Regions from separate parts of the Homo sapiens genome. Here region 2 is linked to region 1. The links are chromatin contacts, found by Hi-C in ENCODE. All regions are on one chromosome and are shown on one strand. The core of a region is the stretch at or near the end of the contact, and the rest is flanking DNA. Distances in the headings are between cores, read along the strand shown.

Evidence for each region. A loop is a pair of places that touch in the nucleus more often than their neighbours do. Pooled maps may share reads with other maps.
Region 2: a loop to region 1 is called in a pooled map of heart left ventricle, with 2.4 times the contacts of the local background. The contact joins two enhancer-like sites. A Hi-C loop is called at or near these places in 3 of 168 maps with a recorded cell type or tissue (GM12878, HCT116 and Right ventricle myocardium inferior), 10 of 37 single-sample maps with no recorded cell type and 21 of 50 pooled maps.

Annotation. Positions count from the first base shown.
Region 1 is chr10:112,715,830-112,722,690 of GRCh38, reverse strand. The region is part of intron 7 of VTI1A (vesicle transport through interaction with t-SNAREs 1A); the gene reads right to left. Among named protein-coding and RNA genes, the nearest start is that of MIR4295, 85 kb to the right of the region's middle. RefSeq lists a silencer at 1,307-1,601. Within about 2 kb of position 5,595, at least 4 of the 41 ENCODE cell types and tissues checked have a DNase peak (open chromatin) inside an H3K27ac peak, as active enhancers do.
Region 2 is chr10:113,516,956-113,523,630 of GRCh38, reverse strand. No RefSeq gene overlaps it. Among named protein-coding and RNA genes, the nearest start is that of HABP2, 33 kb to the left of the region's middle. Within about 2 kb of position 2,755, at least 2 of the 41 ENCODE cell types and tissues checked have a DNase peak (open chromatin) inside an H3K27ac peak, as active enhancers do.

The DNA.
Region 1 (6,861 bases), core at 4,346-6,845:
CCAGGTGATTCTCACGAGCAACAAGGGCTGAGAGCCACTGACCTCTGAAGCACTTTGCAAAACTAAAAAACAAATTTGGAATTGCTGCCTCTTTTCTCTTTCTCTTGGATAGTCACAAAGAACAACAGCATGTTGCAGGCTCATATCAAATCTTTTTTTAAAAATGTTTAATTTTTTTATTATTATACTTTAAGTTCTAGGGTACATGTGCACAATGTGCAGGTTTGTTACATATGCATACATGTGCCATGTTGGTGTGCTGCACCCATTAACTCGTCATTTACATTAGGTATTTCTCCTAATGTTATCCCTCCCCCATCCCCCCACCCAACGACAGGTCCCGGTGTGTGATGTCCCTCACCCTGTGTCCAAGTGTTCTCATTGTTCAATTCCCACCTATGAGTGAGAACATGTGGTGTTTGGTTTTCTGTCCTTGCGATAGTCAAATCTTATCTGAATATAGATCCCTTGTTGTATACAGCATCTGTTAACATAGATGGGAACAGCTGTTCTAACCTTTTACAAACCAGTAATCCAGGTTGATAAATTTGGTTACTTTCTTTTAAAGAGAAAACCCTGTACCCTTAACATTGCAGGATAAGAGTGTATCAGAGCTAAACTCTCTTTCCTCAATAAGGATACAGAGGACCCCTTAAACCAGCTTACTCTCTTAACTAAGAACAAAGATCCACAATTTCATAGTTGAAAGGGCTCTTAGGTGCCATCTAACATCTCTCAGCACCACAAACACACTCCCCACCTCCCCCAATGCAGAAATGCCTTCTGCAAGATCCTTCCAGATGGTCAGTCAGCCCTAGTTTGAACAGTTCAATGACAAGAGGCCTCACTCCTTCATAAGACAACACATTTCATTGTTGGACAGATCAATTCTTCTTTATATGGGTTCAAAATTAGCCTCCCTATAACTTCTACTTGTTCATAGCTCTGTTGTTGTCTGAAATAATGGTATAAAGTCTCCTCTCCTTTCAAATGAGTGCCCAACAGCACATCATTATGGCGGAGGATGGTACACTGGAGGGAATACACAGGACTACATGGGAGCCAAGAGACTTGTTTTGAAAAGCAGCTCTGCCTCAGACTTTAGGACCGTAGTAACTAAAGCCCTTCAGGCCTTTGTTTCATCATGAGTATTAAAAGTACATAAAAACAAAGACAATGAAAAGCTTGTCAAATTGTGAGCATCAAATTAAAAGTGTAAGTCAAATGCTTTGTAACTGAAAAGTACCCTATGAATGTAAGTTGTTCTGTTATTGGTGCCTTAAGGTACAGTATTCTTACATTTGAACAATTCTTCTGTCCACAGAACCATATATTCTACTTCTGAAGTTGGTATTGTAGCGTTGCTAAATAACTGTTAACTATGGCAATGGTAAGTGAGTGCTCCTTGATGCCACCTATCGGTTATTTGTTTCAGTGACCATGAGAAGTTGGAAGATGGCACAGGAAGCAATGTGCTGATGCTGTCTTTCATTCCTCAGACAGATCAGAAGAAACAGAGCACAGCAGATTTGGAATCAGAAAATCTGCCACTCACTATGTAGGTGCCATTGAAAAAGTGAGCTAACCTCAGTTTCCCCACACATAAAACGAGAAAATAAAAGTATCAATCTTACATATGCTTCTATGAGGATAGAAGAAAATAATATGTGTTAAGTACTCAACAATAAATGTCACTGAGTAAACTGCAGGGCATTTTCACCATTTTTTTTTTTAAATCAGTGAGAACCTAGTGGCAAAGTGCTATATTCTCTCTAAAATAAACAGAGAATTTCAGATACTCCACCTGGATACAATTCCAACTCTATCATTAATTCTCCATGTGACCCACATATTTCACCTCTTAGGTCCTTGCTTTCCTAATTGGTAAAATGAGTTAATTAGACAAGCTGATCTTTCTAGGTATGCTTCTGGGACCACTAATATCCGTATCGCTAACCAAACGGAAAACAAAGTTTTAGAAGCAAATTGCTTCCTGAGAACAATTCAGTTATCGCCTAATCTAAAATACTACCATGGTAAAAAGAACATCTTCAACGTATACATTTGTTTGAAAATCCCTCCCTTTAGGAAGATATATTTGTTTCTAATGGTTCTGCTAACCACATGCCTGAGGTGAGGCAAAAGAATTTTTAAAAACTCAATAGAATCAGACATTTCTCCAAAGAAGAAATACAAATGGCCAATAAGCACATGAAAAAATGTTCAACATCTAGACATTAGGGAAATGCAAACCAAAGCCACCATGAGATAGTTCCTCACTGCTACTTGAAAAACTATAATATAAAAGATGCACAAAAGCAAGTGCTGGTGAAGAGGTGAAGAAATTGGAACACTTATTCATTGCTGGTGGGACTGGGAAACAGTGCAGCCACTTTAGAAAATAGTTTGGCAGTTTTTCAAAAGCTATGCAAAGTTACCACATGACCCAGCAATTCTACTCCTAAGTAGGCAGCAAGGAGAAATGAAAGTGTATGTTCACACAAAAACTTGTACATAAATGTCCATGACAGCATTGTTCATAATATTCAAAAAGTAGAAACAACCCAAATGTTCATCAATTGATAAATGGACAAATAAAATTTATGTATCCATACAATGGAATATTATTTGTCAATAAGAAGATTTGAAACATTATGCTAAGTGAAAGAAGCCAGACGCAAAATACCACATATAGTATGATTCCATTTATAAGAAATATCTAGAATAGGCAAATCTATAGAGACAGGAAGTATACTAGTGGATGTCAGGGGCTGGCAGGAAAGTGGGAGTGACTATTAATGGATACCAGATTTCTTTTTGCGGTGATAAAAATGTTCTACAATTGGGCTGGGTGTCGTGGCTCACGCCTGTAATCGCAGCACTTTGGGAGGCTGAGACGGGCAGATCACCTGAGGTTGGGAGTTTGAGACCAGCCTGACCAACATGGAGAAACCCCGTCTCTACTAAAAATACAAAACTAGCAGGGTGTGGTGGCGCATGCCTGTAATCCCAACTACTCGGAAAGCTGAGGCAGGAGAATCGCTTGAACCTGGGACGCGGAGGTTGCGGTGAGCCGAGATCGCACCATTGCACTGCAGCCTGGGCAACAAGAGCAAATCTCTGCCTCAAAAAAAAAAAAAAAGTTCTACAATTGTTTGTGGTGATGGTTGCATGATGCAGTGAATATCCTAACAGCTACTGAATTGTACATTTTAAATGGGCGCATTATATAACATATAAATTATATCTCAATAAAGCTGTTAAAAAAACAATAGAAGCACATAATCGATAAGGATCAAGAATCAGTTCCATTTAATCAAAGTGCAAGGAACATGTATGTTTGTATAATAGCATTTTATGTGGATAATTGCTTTGTACATTCAACTGCTTTAAACCCATTTTTGCATTTGGATCATTTTTCAAGGAGGAGATGAAATTTAAGGAAGTAAAATTGAATAAACAAGGCTATTGCAGCTCACAAAATATATTTCTTTTATTTTACTACCGAGGATCGACTCAGTGATGTAAAATGCCATTTAAAAAAAGAATGACAAAGTTTGAATGAGAAAATGTATTTCATCGTGAAAGATAAAAGTCTTTCCTTCTCTACAGTGAATACAGGTAATTTCAGAAGCAGCAGCTCCTAATTATTCACTGTTGAAAAGCTAAAAAAAGGTTCATATTGAAAACACTGACCTCTAGTTTGCTCTGTGAATGAAAGCAGACACAAATTCTCATTTTCCTAGAATTCTGGTTGATAACTGAGTTGGGAAAAGCATGCATTTCTTCATTACAGTGCAGTCGACTGTTCATTTAAATAACAATAACCTGCATAAAAGTCACAAAAGCATTATCTAGCAATTTTACTGTGTTGAAATGCATTATTAGTACTAACAATGCCAAACAGAGTAAATAAATGACTGTCTTCTTATTTTCAGCATTATTCCTGATTACTTAGCTTTATGAAAGGGTAGCATTATTATTACTGGTGCATTCAACACCTTGGTCAACACTATTTGCTTGGATAACTCTTGAATGAGAAGGGATTTCAGAATAGAGCTATATTCTTTTCTAGATTATCCAAGGGGGAAAAAATCTTCCAATTCAGTGCTTATATATCCTATATTTTTGATAACAAATGTTTGAAGAACTCAACTTCTGTTTTCTACATATGTGTAAAAACAAGAATTAAAGTCTTCATTAAAGATAGCACACTTGAAGTAGTGCTTACTAAAAAATGTAAAATTTACATCATTTGTTTAAATCAGAAGATTTCTTACCACGAACATGCTAATGCTTCAGTTTGTAAAGTTCCTTGAGCCCAAAATCTGGGCCTTTCTTTCAGTTTCTCTTTTTTCACTCCCTGAAGCATTCAGTACTCCACTAAATGCCATTGACCAAACTTGTTATGAGAGTACCATCAATCTCCCAGGTGCAGAGCAAATAGAGATTTGAAATCATTCACTCCTGAGTCTCTAGTTTGCAGGGGTTAGATTCAAAGGGGCCTCTCCATGAAAGATCTGAGCAATATTTGGCTTTAACAATGGATGGAAGTGCAAATTCCTAGAAGATGGGGCAACAGGATACATCCTTATAAAATGTTGTCATCTTGATGGGGACAGTACACACTTGAGTGACTGACTCTCATTCAGACAACAGGAGTTTTGTGGTTTGTGTGTGTGCACTGAGGCCTTGGATTTTGCTGTGGGAAGGGAGCAAGGAAGGTTGTGGGCGACACCGTAATGAGTAAATTAATTTTTAGGTAACTTAAAGGATTATGTGAGTGGATGAAAATGTTCTTCGGGGATGTGACAGATTGTATTTTCCAAAACTGGTTGCAACAATATTTCCTGCCCCACTGGTCTTCGTCAACCTGCCACCCCTGCATCAAAGAGTGGGGTATGTGTCACATCCCATCCCCTTAAACCTCGGCAGGCCCTTGCGACTGTCTTGCTGAGTAGAATGAGGCACAGAATGTGGCACTGTGTGACTTATTAGATTGGGTAAGAAAAAGCCACACAGCTTCTGCCTCTTGCTTTTGTAGCTCTCACCTTAGGTGCCCTGGGCTGCCAAGTCTGAGGCTGCCATACCGTAAGATTGCCCAAACCAGCATATGCAGGGAGACCACATGGAAGGGCCTTTTGACTAATGACAGAAAGAGAAAGGTGCCCAGCCAGTCCCGAGCTACTCCAGGCTCCTGTCCCCCCTACATAGTTCCAGCTCTGATCTCTGTCTGAAGAAGGCTCATGAGAGACCCTGAGCCAGAACACCCAGCCAAGCAACCCCTGATTTTCCTAACCCGCCAAAATCCTGAGAGACTGCTGCTGAAGTCACTGCATTTCTAGGGTGGTTTGCTACTCAGCAACAGATAACCAGGAGAAGAGAAAAAGAGAACTGAATGGAGAGTCACATCATCAACAATAGAAAGGGCACATCATATTTGGAGCCAAGCCTTTCAGGCCATGACCTCTGGACATGTAAATAAATGTAATGGGCAAAGACGCCTTGTAAATCAACATGTAAGCTTCCAACTCAGTCATGACTCAGAGCTTCCAACTCTCAGCACTGAGCCAATGTCCCTTCGGTGGAATCTCTAGATTTTCCATACAGAGGAGCTTAGGGCAGCAGAGGTGCAACGGCACTTGTTACGAAGCTGCGTTTACATAGCAAGCACAGTCCTCTTACTCCAACTATGTTTGCTTGGGGTGGCCCTGGCAGCATTCATGGCAAGGGGCTCTTGGGGTGGTGGGGAACCTACAGCCCCTCTAAGGTACCACTGGCTCAAACCCTGGCTCCCGCCTTGTCTTTTTTCCTCAAGTAAAACGGAACAGTTTGTAGGGGTTGGGTATCCCTTATCCAATATGCTTGGGACCAGAAGTGTTTGAGTTTTTAATTTTTTTTGGATTTGGGAATATATGCAAAATAACACTCCAGTTGAATATCTCTAATCCAAAAATCAGAAATCCAAAGTGCTCCAGTGAGTATTCCTTTTGAGCATCATATTGGGGCTCAAAAACTTGGATTTTGGGGCATTTTGAATTTTGGATTTTCAGAGTAGGGATGGTCAATCTGTAGCTCCTGGGCACAACATATTGTTTTAAGGCCTCCATGTCCCTGTTCTCTCTTCATTGGCTAACACACACTTATTCTTCAAAGCTCAGGCCAGGTATCACCAACTCCAGGAACCCCAACTTAGCTAAGAACTCCTTGTGTACACATATGGGTATGTTATACTCAAATTTATAATAAAATTTGCTTAGTTATGTCTTCTCACTAGAGTATACATGTTGGGAGAGCGACATGGATTATTTATATTTTATCTTCACTACCTAAGGCCTGCCATGTCTCAACAGCATGTGTTCCATAAATGTTTGTAGAATAGAAATGAACATGCCAAGACATGTTGCCTTCAAAGGATGAACTGGTGACAGTGTCTCCATGCATTTCAAATATTCCTTGCTCTTCCCTGATCTCAACTGGAAATCTCTCTCTGTGCTGGAAACTCCCAGGAGAACACTTCGTCAGAAATTTTTTCATGGCCCTTTCCCTCACCTCGGATCCTCATCCTCCATGCCTTCTTCCTCAGATCCATCCCTTCTGTGCTGGACCATACTTACTTATGTTCCCACTAGATCCCCTTCTAGGGGTCCGCTCCCAGCTGGCAGGTCCCTGGGCTGATGCGCATCCCGAGTGCCAAGAACAGCACTCCATATGCTCAGAGTAGGTTTGGTAAAGCAGCGTGTCTTCCCAGTCTCAATACACTGACAAAGTAGTTACTGACTCCGAAATCTCTTCCCTGGGGTTAGCAACTGTGCCTACAACAAGTCTGCGAATACACCAGTCTTAGATATGTTCAACAGG
Region 2 (6,675 bases), core at 1,506-4,005, 800 kb before region 1:
GTTACCAAAAAAAATTTTTCCTACTCATTTTAGGTGTTATTGTGAAAAGGATACTTGACCCAGATATGCAGTGTCTTTTGGAATAACCATATCGCAGTGAATGCCTCTTAATTAAGCCATGACCTTCGCCCAGTTCGTCTTTTTCCTGAATGTGCTCTTTCTTTTCCTACCCAAACTGCTTTGAGTAAAAGCGAGGCTGGGCCCAGAAAGCATGAACTATTTTTCTCTCTTTTCTTTCTAATATCTGTAGCTCTAGCTCTGGCTCCAGTCTCCCATTTACAGCTGCCCACAGGAAATTGCATAGATGTCCCAAAGGCTCTCCAAATCCACATGCCTGAAACAAAGCACATTCTCTCCTCGGTGCCCAACCACACTTCCTGGTGGAGGTGCTGTTATTCTCCCAGCCTGTGGAGGTCAAGGTCGGAGAAACCATTTGGATGGCACCACTTTCTTCATTCTTAATGTGCCAGGAGTCAGCGCGTCCACCAAGCTTTCCTTTCCAGCATCCCTCAGCAGCTTGTCCTGAGTTCCAGCCCTCCTACTCAGTCCCTTTGCAATCCACCTGGCACTGGCTGCCAGAGATATCTTGCCCCCATAGGACCGTTACCACGGTTTCTTGCCCAGCAGCCTTTGGCGATTCCCTGTTGCCTACTGCTTTAAGTCAGCCTGAAGTCAAGGGGCTCCATAACCCAGCCTGTCTTTAATTTCCTTCCTTTTCCTATCAGATCTCTCACTCATAATTCAACTTCCTTTACTGCCTCCAGCTAAAATGCTCTCCTCCTTCCTCTATACATCTTTAATCTACCCATGTGCCAAGAGCTGGAAAGGTAAATTAGATTGTATGCCATTTTCCCATTCTGCTTAACTGTTATAACTGCCTGGAGCTGTATTATGAGAATAATTCTGAAATTATATTCATGATCTATGTGAAAGAGATCTGTAATCGATTAGTGATGTCTGCCATGCGTAAGGCGGGAAAGAGCGAAGCAAACAGACTCTGGCTAGAGCCAACTGATAGCAGCCTGCCTCCTCCATGCAGCCTGGGACAATGGCAGCCCTATGGATCACCTTGCCCATGACCAATTTATCATATTAATAATAAACACAGGATTGCAATGGGCTCTGAGAAGAAAAATACCTGAGATATCTGCCTTTAAAAAAGCCATGGTGGTGCTGGGCTCGGTGGTTTATGCCTGTAATTCTAGCACTTTGGGAGGCTGAGGCAGGTGGATCGCTTGAGGCCAGGAGTTCAAAACCAGCCTGGTCAACATGGCAAAACCCTGGCTCTACTAAAAATACAAAAATCAGCTGGGCATGATGGCACATGCCTGTAGTCCCAGCTACTTGAGAGGCTGAGACAGGAGAATTGCTTGAACCCAGGAGGTGGAGGCTGTAGTGAGCCGAGATCGCACCACTGCACTCCAGCCTGGGTGACAGAGCAAAACGCTGTCTCAAAACAAAACGAAACAAAACAAAACAAAAAACGAAAAACAAACAAACAAAAAAACAAACCATGTTGAAGAGTCTATTTACCCAGGTTTTTATCACATCTCACCCGGTTCTCTCTCTGCATCAGACAATTAAAAACCTTACTTGTAACAATAATGGCTAGCTTTTATGAGAACTTACTCTGTGCTGGCACCATGCTAAGGCTTGACACATGTCATCTCAGTTAATCATTATAGTTTTGCGAAGGAGGAAGGGGGTACACCTAAAAGGCCATCTTGCAGATGAGGAAACGACATTCAGAGCAACGAAGTGACTCCTTCGAGGTCACCTAGGCAATCAGTGGTGGGGCCAGGATACACATCCAGGGCCATTTGATTCCAAACCTTGGCTACTAGATGAATGGGTATTTTTGTTTATTAGTGTATGGTATTGTTCACTTTTGATGAAGGTGTTAGAAATAGACAGCAAAGTCTCTGAGTGCATAAATTTGTCACACACTTTGTTATATTTTTCCCTTCCACACCCAAGTACCTAACACAGGCCTAAGTCAGAGTTGATGGAGTCTCTAATGCTCTTTTTGCGGCTGCTCAGGCCCTATCAATTGCTGCTTATTATTTATTTTAACATATTTTCAAGGCCCGAGAAGGAGGATCACATTACATACAGTCTATGGGGAACTGGGCTCAAAATGACTCAGGGATCCCAAAAAGATTGTGCTCCAACAGGTAAAAATATCCCCCTGTGGCCTCATTGAAATTGCCAGCTTTTCCAGATGCAGCAGCAACTTTTGGCCACAAGAGGACAGTAAAGACAAGGCTACCAGGACCAAGTCCGACCAGCCTCTCCATCCAGGCTTCACAAGCGAGCAGAGACCTTGGCAGCAATTACTGTTTCTTTTATTATGACCACTGTCATACAATCTTCAGATGAAATGCACTTCAACAGGCTGATGCAAAGATCTAATGACTTCCCTGCAACTTCCAGCATAAACGAAGCTAAAATGGCCATTTATGCATGCATGCATTTGTTCCACCTGCATTTATTGAGCACCTACTGTATTACAAGCACTGTACTATCTAGGGGAGATGATGGGCAAGTACACTGAGAGACCTAGTACAGGTTTCCAAGAGGCATCGGAAGCACCAGAGGAGGCACTGTGCTCTAAGAGAGTCAGGAGGGCATCTCTGAGGAGGTGACATTTGCACAGGGTCTTGGAGAAGGTCTGGGAGCTCACTAAATAGAGATGGCAGGGGCCAGTGCGGGGGCTGGGGCAGGAATCCCAGACAAAGGGAGGAGGGAATGGCAGCCAGAGACATCACTGGAGCGGATATGAATCTTTGTACTGCTTGCTGTGGGCTGGAATTTGAAATTTGATGGCTATTTTTGGAATGAGATTCCTGAAACGCTCCCCTGTCTTCTTCGGTCAGGTTTATAACCATCCATGGGAGTGGAGCTCTAGGCTCTGACTAAAAGGGAGCAATGGGGACCTCCTTTTCTAGAAAGTTCTTGTGATGATAGCCTTCCTGAGCAGATTTGTGGGAGTTTCCAGCCAGACCATTCAGGATCTTCCTCTGGAGCAAGCCCAAAGGGGCCTGTGCAAGGCTGGGTAGGAACATGAGGGGCCCTCCCAGCCCCCTCCTGCACTGGGCTGGAGGCGGGCTGAGGGCCCAGCTCTGTCTTCAGAAAAGCAGCCACAGTCCCCGAGCAGGTGGGTTTCCAGCCCTGCTTTTTCTCCCTGAGCTCTTTTCCCCAAATGGCCCTTTCCCCTTTTCTGCTGCTTAAGCCTTGCCCAGATTCTATGGCAAACAACAGCTATCCTGCCAGTTGACCTGAGTCACTGGGTATAGGAAGGGGCCAGAGCTCACATGGCCATTCAAATCTAGGCTTTGTCTGCATCTTGGCTCTGTGAACTTGGACTTGACATTTAACCTCTCTGGGTCTCTGTTGGCTTGTGGTGAGGTTGACAGAATACAGAGGTAACTGTCTGTATACTTGGGTCCCAAGTGAGGGCCTAAGTTATGGACTCCAACTTGCATGAGTGTCTTGGGGGCACATTAGGTATGTCGGGGCGCTGGGAGCACCTGGGCAAAGGGCTACAACTTAACCTCCCAAGGACCCCATGGGGGAAGTTGAGTGCCCTCCATCCCTCAGTAGGAAATCCCAGTGTGTGAACAACACCTAGACACTATTGGGCAAGGCTGTCACTGCTGTTTCCTCTGGTGCTGCCCCTTAACCCACAAAAGCTGGGAGTTGAGAGGCCTGAAATGAACGAAGGAGGAAGTGCCATGCGGGAGCCGGCCCCTGGGGGCGTTAAAGGTACCCTCACGGCCCCTCTCAGCCACCTCTTCACAGAAGGGACCATTCTCAAAGGGAGCCAGAGCCTGGGCATGCTGGGCCGGTAGAGGGTTTGCCCGGATCGCAGTCAGGGCTGCACCTCCGGCCAGGAGGCTGAGAGGGAGGACATCCACCCAGCAACTGGGGAGCAAAGTGGACAGGGGTGGCCGAGCCCCAGGAGGGGAGAGTGTCAGAGATGTGTGACAACTGAGAGAAGGCCCTGCTGGGTCCATTCATCCTCATCATCTTCTTCATCATCATCATCATCCTCAGGATAAGATATAAGAACAACAATAAAATAGTAACTTCGATTAACAAGCACCTACCATGCCCCGGACATTTTCCACACACAAAATCTTCACAGCAGTACTTCCAGGTAGGTGGCGTCATTGTTCCCATCTTACAGATGAAAACACCGAGGCTCAGAGAGTCTAGGCAACTTGCCAGCTTGCTTTTAGCAGCAAGAATCAGGATTCAAACCCGGACGTACCAAACTTCAATCTTTGGCCTCTTTCCAGTTCCACACTGCCTCCCTGAAAGAATTAGTCACTCTTGATCCAAAAGATTCCCATTATTTTTTTCTTTGATAATGTGGTTACTCTGAGTTAAAGTGACTCTAACTCAGAGGCAGATTCTGAAAACTAACAGATGCTTAAGAGCTAAGCAGTGACAAAAACAGAATCTTGTGTGCAGGAAACAGAGACCAGCCCTGTGCTGCCGGTGTCCCATCACCGCACTTCCCATTCAGTAGCCCAGCAGGCTGGGCCAGATTTGCAAGCCCCCCGTCCCTCCTCATGCTTGCCTGGAGAGTGGACATTCCCTTCCCTGCAAGGATGGGACCTCCAGCTCTAGTCCCACTGAAAGCCAGTGACTGAGAGCCAGATACACCTTGTTTCAAGTCCAAATAGTGGCTGTGTGGCCTTAGGCAGGTTTCCTAACCTCTCCAGGCCTCATATGTAAGATAGGGTATAGCCCGACTTGCAGAAATCTAAGGTGCCACAGGTGATAAAATGCACTATTATTTTAAATACCACTGGAAAAAGTAAAAAAAAAAATGCTGTGAATTAAACTAGGATTTAACGCTGACATGCCACGAATTGTAAGAGACATCCAAATGTTGGTGATATCAAAATATGAAGTGGAGTCTTGTTTTAGAATTGATAACAAAGCATAATGTTCCCCACACTCAGCCTCAGCACAGGGCCTGGCTCAGAGCCATTGAGGGCCAGGGTGGGGTTTTGTTATCTGCATCATCTCTTGTTTATAGGGTCCTTATCAGAATTCCCTCTGCCCCTGGGGGCATCTTCCCAAGCACACGCTCTCTCTGCACTCCCTGAGCTCTCAGGAGCAATTTTTCTCTGGGCAAGAACTTGGACCCAAGTCCCTTCAGAAATGGAGAGAAGAAAGTAACTTTAAAAGTTCTCAGGGAAGATTTGATTTTTCTGTCTCTTTTCTCCGTGAGCATGTCAGACTCCTACCTGGTTCTTTGAAAGTTAGAACATTAGTTGGGTCAGCGGGGGAGCCAAGTAAACTACAGAACTTCTGCAGTTCAGCAAAAGTTTTCTTTCTGCCTAGGCGTGATTGAGCTTGCTTGCTCTTCTATCCCTAGCTCTCTCGGCCACTCGCTTTCTGAATAGTGAAGCTTTTTTACCTTCTTGAAAGGCAGTCACGAGCTGTCTGAAGAGGCAGAAGTCAAATTTGGTGGTTCCCCAACTCTCTGCAGCCCCACAGAGCCACCAGCAAGGGCCCACAAACCCCTGTTAGCTGGTAATTGGTGATTCATTGAGGAGCCAGCAGTCATCCATCACCGTGCAGAACAGCAGCCCAGCCAGAGCAGGGAGGGCCACCATGCCCAGCCCCGCACACCCACCTAATTCCTCCATAGCTTTGACCTCCTGGTCCTGGACCACTCACTTCCCCTTGGCTAGAAATTAGGAAAGAGAGGGCATCAACAATCACAGATGCTTCTGGTTTTGAGCAGGAGCTGATGTGGACTCTGCCATCCCCTACTCTCAGCCACCCACACTCCCTCCCATGGGTGAATGGACCCAACTCACCATCTTACCACCTGCTGCCTGCATGCAGTGTTCACCTGGGCCTCACCTGCAAATACTTCTTCCCTGCGTGTACCCATGTGCAACTCAGAGTCATGGCAAGGCCCACCCGCCTCTATTACGACCATTTGACTCCTTTATTCTCTGAACCACCTGCAAGCCAGTGTTTCTTACGTATGTGTGCATTTGGACAGAGCGCCTTCGCTGCTCCTTCAAAACATTTACTGTCTGACAGATGCAGAATGTTCTGGAGACACCAGTAACAGCTCCCAATCCATGGTGGGAGTCCCAGGCAGGGGAGTCCATAAGTGTTTCATTTTAGTAAAAGTGAACCATATTTTTGCCTTTTGTTTGCCCAGAGATATTCCTTTTTGAGGAGACAAGGAGAAAGAACTAGGTTTAGATCAAGGGAGAGAGGAAGGCAAGTCCCCATGTCGATGGGTGGGGAACCCAGCTGGGCACTGGAGACTCAGCCACAGCAGCCGGCTGGTGAGTCCAGGGAGAACGACTGGCAGGGGCTGGGCCAAAGCCTGGAGTGGCTAAACTCAGATTCAAAAAAGATTTGAGTATTGGCCCAAAAGAGATGGAGTAAATCTTGAAACAGTTGCTGAAAATTAGAAGACAGCGAGATATAGCAAATAATGGACACATTCAATCTCAGTTTCCTGATCTGTTGACTGGGCATGAATGATAATACAGGTTCAAAATTCCTTCCTGTCATTCTGAAATCCAAAAAGTTCTGAAAACAGAAAAGGCCTTCTTCTTTTTTTTTTTTTTTTTTTTTTTCAAAAGTTTGGCACTAAAACTCATTTATTGGTGAAGTCTGACCTGAATTGAT